3 separate regions of the Mus musculus genome follow, and all the other regions are linked to region 2. Evidence: chromatin loops called from intact Hi-C (ENCODE). Cell type or tissue: gastrocnemius. All regions are shown on one strand.

Region 1 (2,500 bases), 51 kb before region 2:
CACGGCCGCCATCTTGGAGACAGTGAGCTCCGACTGGGGGGAGGGGAGGCCAAGCGGCGGAACAGCCGCGGGGGGAGGGGAGCGTCGCGAGGGAACGGCTGCCTGGGGAGGGAGCGGGAACAGCCTGCGCGGGCGGGCGGGAGGGAGGGAGCGGAGGAGCGCGGGAGGGGGGCGGCCGGTAGCTGGAAGAGCCGGCTCGTCGCCGGGAAGGGCCGGAGGGCGGGGCCACGGGGGGCGGGGTGGAGGGAGCCGCTGGGCGGGTCACGTGGGGCGGGTACAAAAGGCCGAAGCCCGGGTGGAAGCGGGAGTTGGCCGGGCTGGAGGCCAACAGCTGGGGGCGTCCCCTCCTCCTTTCTCACGCGCAGCGATCGGGCAGAATGGCGAGGCCACAGGCGGAAGGTGCACCCGGATTATACAGCCCGGGAAACTTGGAGCGGGCGGGCGGGCGGGCGGGCGGGCGGGCGGGCGCTTGGGTGGGGCGGCTTCGGCGCGACGCCGAAACCTCGGAGCTAGGAAGCTCGGAGCTCCCGGCGCGCGGCGTCCGCCCGGGTTCCCAGGCCCTTGTTAGCGCCCGGGGGCGTGCACCCGCGGCTGCCTTGCAGGGTCGGGGACACACACACACACACACACACACAGTGGCTTCGGGAGCTCCGTGGCTGGGCGGGGGAACGCGGGTGGCAGGAGTTCCTTCTTTTGCCTTCGCCTTTCTGCTCACTCTGCACTCCAGCTGCTCATCCCCCCGTGGTTCAAAGAATAGTCTGGCTAGAAAGGGGAGAGGGCACGAAGTTGGACACTCCTTGTCAGCCAACAAGATGCCCACCTAGGGCACTTGACTGACCCCCCTGCCCGCAAGTCACTAAACCTTGGAAACATGTTTATAAGAAACACCACCCACCGAGCTCGGTTTCTAGGACTTGGACAAGGTCACACAGCTATTATGGCACGGTTGCTTGTGGAACCTGGGTCTTTCTCTTCTTTTCCTACCCTGTGCAGTTTGATGGCTGAACCGCAGAGACTCTTGGCTAGGGCAAGCCTCTCCGCTACTGGCTACCTGTTTCTTTGTCTTTGGTCCACTAGAAACTCTTGAGATTGAGTCCCACACACACATACCCCTTCCCTGGAAAGACGTTAAAGCTCAACAGCTTGAGACTTGTATTGCTGCTACCCTTGCACTTGGTTTATGTCCCCTTCCTAGACTGTTAACCCCCCGCCACCTCATTTTATCATAGCTTTACCAAAAAGGAAAAAAACACCTGCTAGTCGCTGCCATAACTTTGATATTACTTTGTTGGTTTTGTGCTTTATTCACTTTACAGTTCAGGTGTAGTCGTAATGCTTTTAGTATATTCCCAGGTTAATGTTCTTCGACAGTGCCATTTGGCATCCCAGCATCTAACCAACATGATGCCAAGGGCTCAAAACAGCGCTTATAGTGAATAAGCATTTGTAAGCGTCTGAGAAATAAGTTTACACCTCACCTCATGTCCTGTCTCCAAACCTCATTCCCTGCTTTCAGATCTGAGTAGCCCTCCTCCACCCTAATTCTTGCCCAGACGACTATGCACACTAGACTGTTGAAACTATTCCATATTAATACTAGCCTGGGAAACTCACGCAAAGGGCCTGCAGTGCCCTATACTGATGTTGATAACAAGCAGTTGTGGAGAGGTTTATTGGATCACCCAAAACCACTTCTCTACAAACCCCAAATTGTATTCCATTACTAGTGGAAGAGAAATTTGAAGACAGGAGGATGACCAAGATCAAGACTCAGTGGACTCCCCATCTCAAGGGAATATGGTAGACAATGTTACGGCAAAGACACATAGTATCATCCACAGGCCTCCAAGAATGGACACACGCATGCACGCACGCACCTGTTTGCTTGTTTGTTTGTTTGTTTTAGATATACATTACTAAAGGGCATACTCAGAGATCTTTATAAGTTTTGCAGCAAAAAAAATCAGTTTTGCAAGTCCACCTGCTGTCCGAAATGGCAGAATTTAGTGTAACTCTGGAGTTGGGGGGGGGGGGTGTTGTTTGTTGATCTTTGAGACAATTCAGACAGCTGAAGATTATTTCCTCTGTCAATCAAAAAAGCTACAGTCCTCATCTTAAAGGGAATAAAAGAGTTTATTCTGGGTCCATTCTAAGTGACTGTGACCCAGGACATAATTTCCTTATTATAACTTGATTGAAACTAACAGTATTATTTTATCACTTAGAAATTCACCAGGTAGAATGTTAAATATCACAGACAATTTTAAAAATCTAATGACAGGAGTATTTAAGAAACCAAAGGTGAAAGCAATGTGCAGTTACTGGGGGCACTCAGGTGTCAGTCAGTTAGACAAGCATCATCCAGCACCTTCAAGTCCTCCTGAATGTGCTCCCAGAAGAGGTGAGCACGTTGGCAGCCTTGGGTTTCCCATCCTGAGAGTGAGCTGGGAGTACCTGACTGCAGTCCTGATCTTTTCATCAGAATGGAGGCTTTGATGTG
Region 2 (2,500 bases):
AAACTTTTGAGAAAAACCTTCCCTACTTATAAATCTTCTTTAGAACTTTGGTGAAAGAACGCTGTTATGGCTGAATTATGCAATGAGCTTCTTCAATAATGACGATCTCCTTCCGCATCCTACAAGATGAGAAGGACGGCAGGTTTTGCTGTTCCGTTTGCCTGATGACCTGTCTGCAGGCTAGTGGTATCAGTTTATGCCTGCATATTTTTTAAAATTCAAGTATTAAATAAAGTTTCGGGTGCTCTCCAGTGTTCCAAAGCCCATTAGGTAGACAGAGGGTATTCCAACACACGGACGTTCCTTGTTTAAACTTGTTTAAACTTTTGCTTTTGCTTTACACATAGCGCTTAGTACACACGGCAAAACTGAAAACTACAGGCTGCTCTGAGAGTTTCCATTTCCCAACCGCTAGTCTCACAGCTGCCTAAGCAACCACTTCCTGAAATGCAAATACACACGCCAGCGCTCACACTCGCTACCCCATACCATACATACTGATTATTGAGTACTCAGGGAAATCTCTACCCCTTCAGCTCGCCCCAGGGACCAACTTTCACAAGGGAGAGGCCAGCGCTGGCCACTTCTAGTCTCTGTAAGGAGCTCCCTTTCTGTTTTTCTTCCGGCAAACTGATTCTGTTTGGCTTCCCTGAGCCTGCTCGCCCAGTCCTTAGCGGAGTCGATGTGGACAGGAAGCAGGTGTCCGGCGCCATCCCAGGGCAGGCCTGCGTGGGAGCCGATGGTCCCCGCAGCGCAACCCGAGTGACTCCGGCGAGACCCGCCTCCCCCTGCACCTTAGAAACCGCACCACCCGTCAGCTGGCTTCAAAACAAAGAGTCCATTCAGCGGCTTCAGATGCTGGCTCGTCGCCATGGCAACCATCCTCCGCCTCCTCCCCTACCCTCCCGACTCCCCGCAGCTGCGTGGGTGGAGGCGCCGCTTTGTCCGCGGGGGCCGGCTTTATTTCCCGCCTTTGCGGTGGACTAGAAAGGAGTCACCCCCGGGAATTCACTGTGGAAGCCGCAAGTTTCTTTTTTAGCCAGGATGGTTGGGTCCAGAGAGCCTGTCCCCGCAGGCTCAGCAGCGCCACCTTCCGTGGCCAAGAGCGCACTGCCCAGTCCGCCGCTGCGCAAAAGCTCCGTGGGACTCCCTATTGTCGCTTTTCTAGTGGCGTTCACATTTGAACAGCTAGAGCTTTCTTGGCTGAAAAGACAGAATGGTTATGTAAACAATCAAGATGATTTGTTTTGTGTTTCAGATGGTTATTTTCAATGATTATGCACTTTCAAAGAACTTGTATTTTTGATGAAATTCTCAATATTTACTTTGTCTATTCTATGAAGGAACTTTTTAAAAAATAAAAAAAAATCTATAGCGCCAGAAAAAAAAAATCTTTGGCTGCCACGTGAATTTGGGAGTTGGGAGGTTCTTATAGGTCCACACGCCTATAAGCTGTCTGAGGAATCCTAGAATGAGGACAGATGGAGCTTACAAGATCTGTCTGGGGAACTGGGCGTGGGGGGGAGTACAGCCTAAGAGAATAGATCAAGAGAGAGAAGGCGGAACAGTGTGCAGAGAAAAATAGGCTGGTGTCTGTGTGCTGAGGAGCATAGGACGAGTTATACAAAGTCACATTTCCGCGTCTGGTCTGTGGGAGGGAGTGGTCACGGTCTTCCTTACATTGTACTTAATAAAGGCAGATGCTGAAGGGAATTCTGGGGCAGCTGCGTCACATCTCACTGAGTCAACTTTTAACAAAACTTGAAAACTCATTCTCAAATGATAAAAAGGCCACCTGTAACACTCAGGCAATGCTAAGTAAGCCACGCAGAGAAAAGGAAACCCAGGAGGTGACTTGACAGAGGAAGTTTTTCTGGTCTTCACTTCTAGCTACAAAAAAACCCACATTTGATGAACAGGAAGCAGCTGGGTCTGGCACACAGTAGACAAATGTTTGCAAAGCAGAGGTTTGGTTTGCTTCTGAGAGTAATCTTTATCTAAATAACTACTTAGAAACTAAGTATGTTATTTGAAAACTTCTTTTTTTTTGGACCAATCTCTTTTCTTCCTCCGGAAATCTTCTCATTTGATGACTATTTCTTCTGTAATTTCAAACGGGACGTATGAGGCAATGTCACAAATCGTTCTTTTTTTTTTTTTTAAGCTTTGAAATTATTTTTAAAATTTCTTCTCACACCCCTCCCCCGCGCGCGCCCGGCCCCGGGTGAGTAGCGACCAGGTGGGCAGCACAAGCCTTTAATCCCAGCACTCCGGAGGCGGGAGGCAGAGGGAAACAGTTCAAAGCTGTCCCGATCTGGAGACTTCCCGGCCAGCCAGAATTGTTCAGCGAAACTGTCTCAAGTAACAAAACGAAAGGGAAAATAAACACACACACACACACACACCCGTTTTTGCATGTATGAGGTACGCGTTTGCATTTGTGCATGGAAACACTTGTAGGAGTCAGAATATCACTCCTCACCTTCCATCTGATTTGAGG
Region 3 (2,500 bases), 120 kb before region 2:
CTGCAAAGATACATTCTTTATGATCATGCAATCAACAGGAGAGTTAATCACTTTAATTTTTCTCTACTTCAAAATCTACTGAGAATTTTCAAGTTAGAGTAAAAATAGCTCTGCTCCTTAGAGAAGGGCTGATTCTGCAGCGGAGGCAAGAAATATTTCAGATAAATTTGTAGGACCTTGTACTATCAGAAAGCACTTAAAACAAAAGAAACTCGCCATGACGATGATACTGTGAGTATAAACAGGAGCAACACAACAAACATGGCCAGTGCTGGATGGGAGGCGCTAAGTTTAAAACAGTGCTACAAACTCAAGTACCAGGTCCTTTCTAATGGCGACAGCAGAAGGGACCTATGTAACCTATGCAGGTGCTCTGCTGCTATAGTGAGTAGCCACACCCAGGCTAAGCCCGATCTGCACTCATGCCTTTCCTCTTCCCCAGGAAAAAGGGGAAACAAAGTAACAGCAGCAGCAGAGAAACCCAGGAGGGCCAAGGCCAACAGCAAAGTGGAGTCCTCTACCTGACTCCCATATGCCACACAATACAATACCCACCAGATGATGTGATGAGACTAGTGCTTGCTTCTCTGCCTCCTTTGCCTTACTCTCAAATACATTACCTCATTCTAGTTAATGATGGATAACAGATAAAATACTTGAACTCACAACCTTCAAGGTCATACTAAAGACAATCAAAGTCTGAGAAATTCACAACCCAGAAGAGAATAACTAACATAACATGGAAAGTTCGGTGGGATCCTAAGCAGAGAAAGGCCACTGAGGCCAACGAGAACTCTGAATAAAGCATGGTCTGTACTAAGTAACGCCTATGTTGAACTGTGACGAATGTGCCTCACACAGGCACAGAGTCTGGAGCTTATGAGAATTTTGTGTTATGTCTTTGCATTAACGGTGCAAATCTAAAATACATTCTTAAAGGTCTTCCTTTAAACAGCCTTGCACTTTTTAATACCCCTGCTACAGAAAGGAATGACCTCGTGGCTCTGGGTGAGATAGCTGCCTCTCCTCTCCTGGCTGGAGTGTGGCAGCCTGCATTGTGACTGGCCTGGGCAATGCAGACCACAGCTTGGGACATGTCTGCCAAAAAGCAGTCAGTGCCACCGTACCAGGAGCTACACTTTCCAGGACTTTAGTTACTTGCCCTCGTGCGTCTGCACGAGTTTATGAGACAGCGCATGAGCCTCGTGTGCTCTACTGCAGAACTGCACGGCACAGCAAGCCACATAGCAAGCCTCAACTACAGAGGACGAACACAAAGATGCATCACCTTTCTTTTCAGTGTGGGCTTCGTGAGAATTGGTGGCGAGTTTGACCGGGGACTCTCTGGCTCTTCCTCCTCCTCACTGCTCTCGCTGAAGCCCCTAAAGACAGCCCTGTCACCATCGGTGTAGCAGCACGGAAGCCGGTCATTTCCTTCTGGCAATCGGCACTTCAGGGTCTCAGGGCTTTTCTTCAGCTGTCCTCGCCACAACTCAACGCTCTCACTGAACCTCCCCTTGGGGATGTCTGGTTTCCCGTCTGCTTGCACTTGAGGGGCTGCCAACTGCTCTTCCATCTCAGTGAACCGTTCTTGGGAGGTTTCTGACTTTTCCTCGCAGTCTCCATATTGCTCTTGAGAAGCGGATAGTGTCTCATCCACAAGCATCTTAGAATCTTTATCACCAAAGCGTTCTTGTGTCTTTCTGTTCTTCCTCCCACAGCGGCCCCTCCGAGGTGGCTGGCTATTTGCAGGAAGACTGTCCCGAGGAAGGGCCTGTTTGCTCAAACGTGAAGAACTGGCTAGTTCCTTAACTTCTGGCTTCTTGTCAGTTTCTATTAAAGAGGAAGACTCCTGATCTTTTTTCTCCCGAGACACAGACTTCCCCACCTAATTAAGGAAAACAAAACAAACAAAAACAACATTGATTTTTTTTCAGTCTGCTTGGTTAAGATAAGAAAACAGAACTTTGGAAAAAAATTATTAAGTATTTAATAGTTACCCTGAATACTCTTTCCCTTTGGCCACTTAAAAATGTATTTATAGTTAATTATTAGTTTACTTCTCATAACAATACAATGAAGTATTATGATGCTAGTCTCTAAATGAGGTAACCGGAGGCCCAAATTCAGAACTCTGACTCTATCTTGTGCTCATAACTACTAAAAAATGCCATCTTTGATATCAAAGTAAGTGTTTGTGATCTTATAGATGGTAGATGAGATTATAACATTTTATAGAAATGAAAAATTGAAAAACTAGGAAGAACAGGTTATAACAGTGGTTTTCACCCTTCCTAACGTTGCCACCCTTTAATACAGTTCCTCATGTTGTGGTGAGCCCCAACCATAAAATTATTTCATAGCTACTACATAAGTGTAACTGTGCTACTGTTACGAATCACAGTGTAAATATCTGTGTTTTCCCATGGTCTTAGAAGACCCTGTGAAGAGGTCATGACCACAGGTTGAGAGCCGCTGGGCTATAGGAACGTGCGCCAGG

The links. Peaks named below come from ENCODE experiments on the same cell type or tissue, not always from the same donor. Only the 100,000 strongest peaks of a DNase experiment are listed, where the experiment ranks them.
Region 1: a loop joins it to region 2, with 6 times the contacts of the local background. A loop is called at or near these places in 34 of 42 quality-filtered maps.
Region 3: it touches region 2 in a loop (2.6-fold over the local background); 3 of 42 quality-filtered maps call a loop at or near these places.

What each region holds. Positions count from the first base shown.
Region 1 is chr8:22,857,070-22,859,569 of GRCm38, reverse strand. Kat6a (K(lysine) acetyltransferase 6A) reads right to left here and starts at 24. Exons shown (of 18, transcript NM_001081149.2): 1 at 1-24. The region is part of intron 1 of Gm46036 (a long non-coding RNA gene); the gene reads left to right. In gastrocnemius, no CTCF peak of the experiment used is centred here; DNase peaks (open chromatin) are centred at 202 and 1,373; H3K4me3 peaks cover 1,262 bases; H3K27ac peaks cover 1,168 bases.
Region 2 is chr8:22,806,539-22,809,038 of GRCm38, reverse strand. It overlaps a transcript of Ap3m2 not described here. Among named protein-coding and RNA genes, the nearest start is that of Ap3m2, 2.1 kb to the right of the region's middle. In gastrocnemius, a CTCF peak has its summit at 1,092; DNase peaks (open chromatin) are centred at 946, 1,025, 1,575 and 2,253; H3K4me3 peaks cover 2,500 bases; H3K27ac peaks cover 2,500 bases.
Region 3 is chr8:22,931,503-22,934,002 of GRCm38, reverse strand. Kat6a (K(lysine) acetyltransferase 6A) reads right to left here. Exons shown (of 18, transcript NM_001081149.2): 16 at 1,289-1,888. Among named protein-coding and RNA genes, the nearest start is that of Ank1, 42 kb to the left of the region's middle. In gastrocnemius, no CTCF peak of the experiment used is centred here; DNase peaks (open chromatin) are centred at 1,117 and 1,530.